Linked DNA regions of Mus musculus: region 1 is linked to region 2. Evidence: chromatin loops called from intact Hi-C (ENCODE). Cell type or tissue: left cerebral cortex. All regions are shown on one strand.

Evidence for each region. Hi-C counts contacts between places; a loop is a spot of excess contacts. Peaks named below come from ENCODE experiments on the same cell type or tissue, not always from the same donor. Only the 100,000 strongest peaks of a DNase experiment are listed, where the experiment ranks them.
Region 1: it touches region 2 in a loop (3-fold over the local background); 5 of 42 quality-filtered maps call a loop at or near these places.

What each region holds. Positions count from the first base shown.
Region 1 is chr8:92,665,277-92,670,276 of GRCm38, reverse strand. No RefSeq gene overlaps it. Among named protein-coding and RNA genes, the nearest start is that of Irx6, 6.5 kb to the left of the region's middle. In left cerebral cortex, no CTCF peak of the experiment used is centred here; a DNase peak (open chromatin) is centred at 2,938.
Region 2 is chr8:91,795,601-91,800,600 of GRCm38, reverse strand. It overlaps Irx3 (Iroquois related homeobox 3), which reads left to right. Exons shown (of 4, transcript NM_008393.3): 2 at 1-928; 3 at 1,124-1,190; 4 at 1,625-2,090. The coding sequence ends at 1,679. Gm39222 (a long non-coding RNA gene) reads left to right here and starts at 2,858. Exons shown (of 3, transcript XR_879088.2): 1 at 2,858-3,558; 2 at 3,650-3,711; 3 at 4,907-5,000. In left cerebral cortex, CTCF peaks have their summits at 2,688 and 2,890 (motif pointing left); DNase peaks (open chromatin) are centred at 2,634 and 2,874; H3K4me3 peaks cover 249 bases.

The DNA.
Region 1 (5,000 bases), 870 kb before region 2:
CATATAAAAACGAGATGAGAGGAGGAAGAGGGAAAACGGCCCTCTTTAAGCAATACAGTGAAGATGGCATCTGCATGACTGTACTGATTTTAAAACAGTAATAGAGTTTAGTAACCGACTCTCTTCACCAAGAGGGCATTTTTTTTTCTCTAATTTGTGCATCACTGAGCGGGGCTTGCTGTATTAACGTGGCACTTTCTGCACAGTCTCTGAACAGAGCAATTCTTGATTATTTTTGTCCTGTGCATGTTGACATCTTTCTAGTGATAGGATCAGGCATCTGCTACGGTTTCAAGGAATTAAGCTTTAAAGTAAATAGCAGATGTATGGATTTGAAAACCGGAGAACGGATTTTGAAGCTAGCGTGTTTGGCAAAGACACACAAGAAAGCAATGGAGATATTAAAAAAACAACCTGTAGGGGCTCAAAGATAAGATTCCTCCCTTTGTGAAGAGGTATGTCTGGGGATGGTCCGTGAGTATATGGCAAGGCAGCATAGTGGTCAGGACAAATGAGAAAGGGAAGTATAGTATTTTAGGCTTCAACTCCAGAGGAAGTATGATGCTAAGTTTTAGCAGAAGGCTGGTGAAGGTAACATTTATAAGGACAGTATTTCGTTCTTGGCCCTAAAGGACTCACCACCATAGAACATAAGATTACCGTTAAAGCTGAGAGCAGGTTGGAGTTGCCTGCTGTCTTACTTGTTCTGAGTGATCTTTCCTTACGTTTCCAGGCTGGAAGCTGGGCATTAAACGGGGCATGGTGGCATATGCCCGGAACCTCAGTACTTGCGGGGTCGAGGCAGGAAGATTGCTAGTTCTAGGGGTGCATGCTAAGACTGTTTCAAGGAAACTCAAAATACAAAAATAAACAAATAAGCAAAAGGTCTCAAATGTTTTAGAGCTGGCCTGAAGCCTCTTCTCTGGTGTGGCCTGAGGTTTTGCTACTTTAAGGAAAAGGGAGCTTTTGTGAAGCCACGTTCTGGACAAGGTAATTTATGACAAATGTTCACAAATCAATAAAACTATGGGAAGTATTATTTTTACAGAGAGAGAGAGAGAGAGAGAGAGAGAGAGAGAGAGAGAGAGAGAGAGAGAGAGAGAGAGAAACACATGAGACATGCCCATTAAGGCATGGCCGTTCTAATACCTGTGCGGCTGCTTGGGTCTACAATTAAAAACAGCCTGACAATAAATCTTCTTGCAGTCTCTTTTAATGCTTTTAACTTTCCTGAAGGTTCAAATTGGTATCCCAAAAATGTGCCAGGACATTCACAAGGTATTTTATAGACTCATAAATAAATACGGCAATTAATCTATGCTATATTTCTTTCATATTTGATGACAATTTATTATGGCATTCACCCATTCTGCACACAAAAACTCTAATGCACTTAAAATCGGATTTCAAACCAAACATTTTATGGGAAAATATAGTATTGATCATCCATTTAAAGATATCGTGAAGATGATTCATAACCTGCTGTAAAAAAAGATCTCATGAGGACCTTAAAAAACGAGCAGGCTGGTGTGAGAGTCTATTCATAAAAGCAGGGCCGTTGGGCCAGTCCCTCCTGTTTCTTCTGTCTATCTCTGAGTTTTCTCAGCACTGATTGCTTTTGCATGCTGCCATTTCCTGAAAAAAAAAATCCCCTCCTAAGTCATGTTTCATCTTGACACAGGTTGTGGGATTTCATGGTGCCTTCATTCCTGCCTCAGTCTCATGCTGACATTCTGTCTGCAGAAAGAGTTTGCGGGGCAATGGTAGATATCTCTGTCACTTGGCAGCTTAAGGGACTCTTGGGGTGGGGTGGTGCCTGCCTTAGCACTTGCCTTGTTGTGACAAAAGTGACTGAATGAAGAGAGGGCTTCTTTTCTCTTACTGTTTGAGGGGACAGTTCAACATAGCTCGGTGGCCAGAGTAGCTCCTGCTCAGGTGGCACGAGTGTGAGATAGCTGGCTCCACTGTCAGTGATGTGAGGAGGGAGGGAGGAAGAGAAGGAGGAGGGAGGGAGGGAAGAAGAGAAGGAGGAGGGGAGGGAGGGAGGGAGGGAGGGAGGGAGGGAGGGAGGAGGGAGGAGGGGAGGGAGGTAGAGAGGAGGGAACAGAGACACAGAGAGGCAGAGAGGATGAATGTTGGCACTCAGTTTGCTTTCTGCTATTTTTTTTACTGTCAAAGCTTCCATGGAAGACTCAGGATGGGTCATGCTCCCTCCTCAGCTAACCCTCTCAGGAAATGCCCTCACGCCCATGGACCTAGAGGTGCATCTTCTAGGTAATTTTAGATCCAGCCTAGCTGATCATGAAGAAGACCCGCCCATCTTCCCATCATGCTTGTCTTCCTGTCATGGCAGGAAGCTGTCATGTCATGAGCTGAGAAGTCAGCTCAGGGTATACTGATTGATTTGGGGTTCTATAAGTCACTCACGATCTCGTGTCCACAGGTACTAGGAGGCAGACCTGAGAATGTACGCGAATCCAAGGATGCTGGCCCACTCTTCACAGAGCACCCAGCTTATGGGAGGAGGAGGACTTAGGTGTTTACTCAACAGATGTGTACTTGGTGTCTACTGAATGGCAAGGCTCCTAAGAAACTAGGATTCATCATTGGACAGAAGCATAATTCTGACTGTGTTAAATCCTTTGAAATCAGATGGGTCTCACCCAGCACCATACTAATTTGGGGGAAATACCTAGTAATTACTGAGTACCCAGAAGTCTCTAACTGTGAGAGCTTGTGTGCTTTAGGACACCCTCATTTTGAGCCTCCACCAAGCAGCGACTGAGCACCTTCTAAAGAGTATCCAGTTAAGGAGTGGGGGTTTAGAGATCAGCAGGAGAGTTCGAACCACCCCCATCCTAGCCCACCTTAAAGTTTAGCTATAATCTCTACTGGGAAAAGCAGCTAGAGTGTGCTGTATTTTAAATAGATTTTTGCCCACACATGCTTCATCTGTCCAAGCTGTTTTGTTTCTGTGTTTGGCTTCTTGAATGCTATATGTCTTTGGAATGCCAAGGATTTGCAAAGAAAAATGAGAGAGGTGAGACAGACAAATGGGGTTGTTTTGTGTCCTCTGCATGGTCAGCTGATATGGTGAAGTCTTGATTTCAGTGGATGATTGGTGCCCACCGTAAAATCTAGAGGATGGCATTTCTCAAAGGCATGGGCCGATGGGGTAAAGGACAGAATGTATCATGATGTAACGTTAGGCTATGGGTTCCTTGGTTACTTCAGATCTGTACACAGCATTTGCTATACACCCATCATTTCATGCCTGGCCCTCTTGTATTCCCTGAGTCACTCTGGGATCTGATGGGGGTTAGAAGATCTCATTCTCTCTTCACAGACAAAGAGAAAAGTGTTCAGGAAGCTTAAGTCACCACCTCGGGTCATGAAACTGATCAGCATCAGAGATAAGCCAGGGACCTTGGGTATTTGAATTCCTACCTGGTCCATTTATAGGCCTCAGTATCTTTTTTTGCAAAACAGCACAAACACCTTGAGAATGACCCAAGTTTAGAATTGCAAAGAGGTTTTCTTTCGCAGTCAGCGCAGCAGCTCTTCCCATCTTTGGGAAGAGGCAGGCAGCTTACTCTTCCAGTCTCCCAGCTTGAACTTCCTCTATCAGTGCTCCCTGAGCCACCACTCTCTGCTGGCCCAGGTTTGCTCGTTGGTCACGACTCCCAGAGAGAAAGGGAGCTTTCTATGCTTATCATAGTGCCCAGGGCCACTTCACCCACAGTGGAGACTCACCAGCAGCACCGCACCGAGTCACATGCAGTCCTGAAACTGTTTCTCCCAGACTCAAAGTCCTACAGACAAGATGTCTTTATCTGCAGAGACGGGGTCGTGGGGGATAATGCCTGTCCCTGTGGCTGCAAGGGGGCAGCAATAGACTTGACAAAGACAGCATGAAATACACATGGCAGGATTAGACTGTCCATGCAGACTGGAGAACATAAACCATTTCCTGTGCCACTTGGGCTTGAGGGCAGGGGTAGAGCAGAGGGAAAACCTGTGATGATAATTATGAAATATAAATTTATACACATATTATGGGAGCCTCTAGAGTAGACGGGAACCAAAACCCCTTTTACATTACCAACACCACAGGGATCTGGAAAGGCAGGAAGGGGATTAAGGGCATCTTTCTGCCTCAAAACTAATTTATAGCTATAGACAGTGTGGTCAACAGAGAAGGGAACACCAGTGCACAAAGTTTCTATACAGAAGTTCAGGTACCCAGACTTGAAGGGAGTCAAGTACCGGGCTCTGGGATCCATCTCTGACTAAGCTTTTGATTGCCTGTGAAGCTCTGGATAAGGCTCTTCCTTTCTGGAAGCCTCAGCCTACCCATCTACAGAATGGAGATAAGATATTGATCCTGATAATTGACAGAGGTTCCTTAGACTTACATACTTGTAGAAGTCATTTTTGCTTCCTCTTCAGGTGCTCTAAACACGACTCTCTAGAAAACTTTTTTTTTTTTTTTGTCTAGGCTCACTGTATAAGTTAGGTTTGCTTAGAACTTGCTAAGCTGGACTTGAATTCTCAACCTGGGATGCTGGAATTACAAGCCTAAACTGACATGCCTGGTGCTGGAAAGACCTTCCTGCCCTAGGCGAACCATCAGCATCTTTTGAAACCCCAGAAAACCTCATTTCCTGAGACTCTGACCAAGTCTTCAAATGGGGCCAGTTTCTCTATTCAAGAAAACTATAAAGAGGTAACCACACAGCTAGAAAGAAGACAAAGAGGGTGAGATGACATGACTTATCCAAGTGTGCTTGCCCTTGGCCTTCACTGGCTGGAGTGGCCTTAGGTGGGCATGGGAACTGACTCCTTTGCTGAGAAAGAAAAACCATGTTATGTGACCCACTTCTGGTCATTTGACTTAGAGGAAATCTGTAAGAGGGGTTTTAGGAAAGCATGTGTTTTCAAGATAAAAGAGGACAGAGTTACTGATGTCTCTATTTATGAACAAGGACATGACTGAAGCT
Region 2 (5,000 bases):
ACCAAGGGCGAGAAGATCATGTTGGCCATCATCACCAAGATGACCCTCACCCAGGTGTCCACCTGGTTCGCCAACGCGCGCCGGCGCCTCAAGAAGGAGAACAAGATGACGTGGGCTCCCCGTAGTCGCACGGACGAGGAGGGCAATGCTTATGGGAGCGAGCGGGAGGAGGAGGACGAAGAGGAAGACGAGGAAGAGAGCAAACGCGAGCTGGAGATGGAGGAGGAGGAGCTCGCAGGAGAGGAGGAGGACACGGGGGGCGAGGGGCTGGCCGACGACGACGAGGATGAGGAGATCGATTTGGAAAACTTAGACAGCGCGGCAGCCGGGTCGGAGCTGACCCTGGCTGGGGCGGCGCACAGGAACGGCGACTTCGGCCTGGGACCCATTTCGGACTGCAAAACTAGCGACTCGGACGACAGCTCCGAAGGCTTGGAGGACCGACCACTGTCGGTCCTGAGCCTGGCCCCACCGCCACCGCCCGTGGCCAGGGCTCCTGCATCTCCACCTTCTCCACCCTCCAGCCTGGATCCCTGCGCTCCGGCCCCGGCGCCCTCCTCCGCCCTCCAGAAGCCCAAGATCTGGTCACTGGCCGAGACGGCCACCAGCCCGGACAACCCACGCCGCTCGCCTCCCGGAGCCGGAGGTTCGCCTCCCGGCGCAGCCGTTGCGCCCCCGACGCTGCAGCTCTCGCCCGCGGCCGCTGCAGCGGCTGCAGCGGCACACAGACTCGTGTCGGCGCCGCTTGGCAAATTCCCCGCTTGGACCAACAGGCCTTTCCCAGGGCCGCCGGCCGGTCCGCGGCCGCACCCGCTGTCCATGCTGGGCTCGGCCCCACAGCACCTGCTGGGACTTCCCGGAGCCGCAGGTCATCCCGCTGCGGCCGCAGCCGCCTATGCTCGGCCTGCCGAGCCGGAGAGTGGAACAGGTGACAAGAAAAATGTAGGGGCACAGTGGGAGGGTGTTGGTGGGGCTCTCGCCTAGACTAAAGGGAAAGAACGGGGCTTTGGGGGTGTGTGGGACGCCGGTGTTTTCCTCTTTGCTCGCAGGCGGGTGCAGCTGCCCTGGAGGCCTGGAGCCTGTGTTTTAAAGGCCTCCTTTTTCTTCCCTCTGTTTCCTACAGATCGCTGTAGTGCCTTGGAAGTGGAGAAAAAGTTACTCAAGACAGCTTTCCAGCCGGTGCCAAGGCGGTAAGAGACTCCGAATTTGGGAAGCATAGTGGGAGACCCTTCGGGAGGAATAAGAAAAACACAGAGCCAGTGGCGGGAGCCCTTTGCCCCCTGGGAAGGTAGCAAAGTAGCTGGCAAACTATTGCTAAAGGACCCAAAAAATCCACTCTTCTGTCACTTCTTGTGGACCCATAGACACGGTTCCATTCTCGGCTGGAGCACCTCAGGCCTGTGGTACAGAGCTAGGGGAAGTCTGGCCCTTACAAGAGGCCTGTGGCGCAGAAGGCCTCTGCGTAATGTCCACTTCCTTCCAAGCCCGGTCTTGACTTCTGATCTCTTTAGCTCAGCTTTTAGTTAATACTCCCACAGCTAAACACCGGCTTTATAGGGGATCCCCTATCTAAGCAGTCTCCCCAACTCTAAAGCTCACTGTCTCTGCTTCCGTTCTCTTCCAGGCCACAGAACCATCTGGACGCTGCTCTGGTCTTATCAGCTCTCTCCTCGTCTTAACTTTTCAACCATTTTTAAATCGTTGTACTAATTGTAAAAAACAAAACAAAACAAAATCGCTCTGTATAGTGACGAGTTGCAAGCATGTCTGTGTATGATTACCTTAAAAGAAACACTAAACAACAACAACAACAACAACAACAACAGGAAAGGACAAAAGAAAGAAAGAAAGCCAGTCCCCCCACCTTGGCCCTCCCCCAAGTCACCCCACATTTAGATTGTGAGGTTCCTTCGTTGTGTTGATTTCGGGGGGGGGGGGAGTGGGGTTACGGAGAGAACAAGCCTGTCTGACTCTTTTTGTATATACGGGAAAATGTACATACGTGTGAACCAAATTGTACAAGAAAGTATCTATTTTTTGGCTAAATAAATGAGCTGTTGCCACTTTTGACTATAACCGGCAGGTCTGCCACATGGACCGGTTTGCTGCATGGTTCTTTGGTGTTTTTGGTGTTTCTTCCCCCCCACCCCCGGCCGTTGTTTAAAGAATCTACAGGAAAAGATGAGCTGGGTCTGAGGACAGCAATGGCAGAAGTCGTTCGGGCTTAGGTAGCCAGGCTTAGAAGCCTCTCCAAGAAGGGGTGATGAGAGTCGCTGGGCGACCGAGAAAAAAGGGCAAAGACCAAGGAGAAAATGATGTTGGTTCCTTACTAGGAGCTGGAAAACTAGGCTCTGCCCACGGGTCCACAGGAGTAACCATGGAGCCTTGGGGCCTCCTCTGATGACTTAGCAGAAAGACTTAGGGAAGCTTCCAGGAGTTCAGGGCGTGGGCTGGGAGACTCGCCCTCCCTGCTCCCTTCTGACTGCGCTCAACTGAAGTTTCTCAGCCTGGAGTATAGGGGCTGTCTTTAAACGCTCAATGCCTAGGCCTTTCTCGCCGTGGTTCCCTCTCCAACGGCTCCTTATAGGTGCAAAGGGCGTGGGGGATCTGCGTGAGAAGCCGGGGTGTTCACGTTTCCCGCTTGGTGGCGTGTGACCGCGCTGGTGTTGGAAATCCAAGGCCGAAGCCAGGCGGCGTTTGGTCCCTAGGTGCTTATGAGTACTTTTAGAAATCACGCGTGGGTTCGGGGTACAGCCCGGGAACCTTTGGAGCTGGGATCGTGTCAGAAGTCGGGTGAGCCGGGGGACCGTTAAGAGAGGGGCGAAGGTGGCGGGTGGGTGGGGGGTGGACGCCACAGTGGGGAAACCTGGGGCTTGAGCTCCCTCTACAGGACGAAGGGGACGGTCGGCGCCAGACCTTCCCGGCCTCTGCAGCCCTCCTGGTCCCTTGCCTGCCTGGACACTGCCTGCCTGGCTTGCCCAACTTTGATTCTAAGAAGTGGAGAATCACATTCAGAGTAGTGACGCCTTGGATGGGGTTCGAAGTGGGGGCGCCTTTGAGGCCCTCCTGTCTGGCCCTTTGGAATTTCCGGGATAGCCATGCACTGTGCATCTGAGCTGCAGAGCAGGGCTCTCGTGAGCAAGGTCTTGCACACTGTTGGAAGGTAGAAAGAGCTAGTGCTTACAACCTGGATCAGCTTCCAGTCTGGATCCAGCACAGTCAACATTGTGGATCTGTATGCGAGGGCCGCCGCAGTGTACGGGTCCACGAGATGAGGACACAGCTGCCAGAGCCACGGGCGACCTGGGACTCTGTTGTATGAAGACCGGTGCCCACATAACGAAAGTCCTCAGAATGGAGACCACTAGCAAAGAAAAGGACAGTGACAGCGGGGGGTTGGGGGGACGGGGACGGACTGATATTCAAGCAAACACTTCCTTTCTCTGTTTGCAAAGGTGTTTCAGGGGTTCAAGGTCTTTCACAGTTGAAGCATTGACGCTCCATCTTCTTAGGTCATACATGTGAAGTCAGTACCACAGAACAAGGGTCAAGGCTCTGGTTAGTGCCATGAGTATCTGTACAAGGGCATCTTAGTTCCTACCTCCTGGGCTTAGCCCTGACCCACACTGACTATCCATTTACTTCCCAGGAAGCCAAGGGCAGAGAATTCACTTCCTCGGGTTCTTTTTCACCAGCCGCCTGCTTCACAAGGTGAGGATGAGAGAGGGGGGTCTGCCCGTGCTCATTCTTAAGTAGGGGTGTCCAGCCATTTGCAGAGGCTTAAACTAAATATCCTCAGTTCCCAGGGGTACCTGCCGCTCCCCTTCCCATTGTCCAGAAATGTGAGACCTTTCCTTTAGGTGGCTCAAGAGACCCTGAAACCAGCTTTACCAAGGAAAACAGGAAACTACCCAGGGGAAAAATGATGTTGGTAGGCACAGTCTTCTGGGAGGAGGTCCCCAGAGAGAGGGACTTCATCAGTGGGAGAGAGATGGGTGGACATAGGGTCTCTCTCCAGTGAAGCTTCCGGAACTGCCCAGACTGTCTATCTTGAAAGTACAGCAATAGGAGGAGGCATGGGGGAGCCAGCCCCACCCTGGGCATATCTCATACAGTGTGTGCTTCAGACACCACCGTTCCCAAGTTGACCTCAGTATACCAACTCAACCAAAGCAAAACAGAATCTCCCAGGTTCCCAGCAAAAGAGGAAAGGGTCCCAAGAAGTCCCTCCATTCCTTAATATTGATTCCTAAAATGGAGAAGGAAAGTTAGAAGACGTGGTGGGGGGGGGGTGAGAAGTAGTGTACGTCTTGTCCCTGCTGCTGCTCCAATCAGAGGTGAAATATGTCAGCTCGACACTAGGAAGTGCCTTTGCTGTCCGGCTGGTTACTCAGAGCCATCCAAAGTATGTGTGGGATCCACTAGGTTGGAGACACTGCTTTCCCCAATATCTTCACAGAACTGGGAAGGGACAGTGCCTGCCAAGGCCAGAGAGCCCAAGGAGAATAAAATTACCTTCCAGGTGTCCACTGACACATTAATATTTTCTAACTAAATTGTCTTCTGGGAGTACGGGGACTTCAGGCAACAAGAAATTCAATTCAACCCCAAGGTGACAGGAAGGACCAAGGGTTAGTACATGACACACCACTTACTTGCTTCATGCCAGGAGTGAAGAGGGGACAAATCCCACCTACTAGAGAGTATTCTCTGGGCACATGGAGGACAGGGAGACCCAAAGGCACGTCTGTCCCTGGCCCATCTGTCTTGGGGAAAGGTAGCCAGAGAGATGGATGCCTGGGTAAGAACTGTGTGTCAGATATCTTCTGGTTTGAGTTTATTAGGAGGTTTTGCCAGGACTCTCTTTGGGACTGACTCTCTTCCAAAAACATTGTCTTCTTCCTAGAATTCTAGGTTGCATGTGCCCCTGTGGAGCAAAAATGGACAACTACAAGTCTGTAAAACTTGTGCCTGTGCTTGAAGGTAACTCTGAGTGGAGA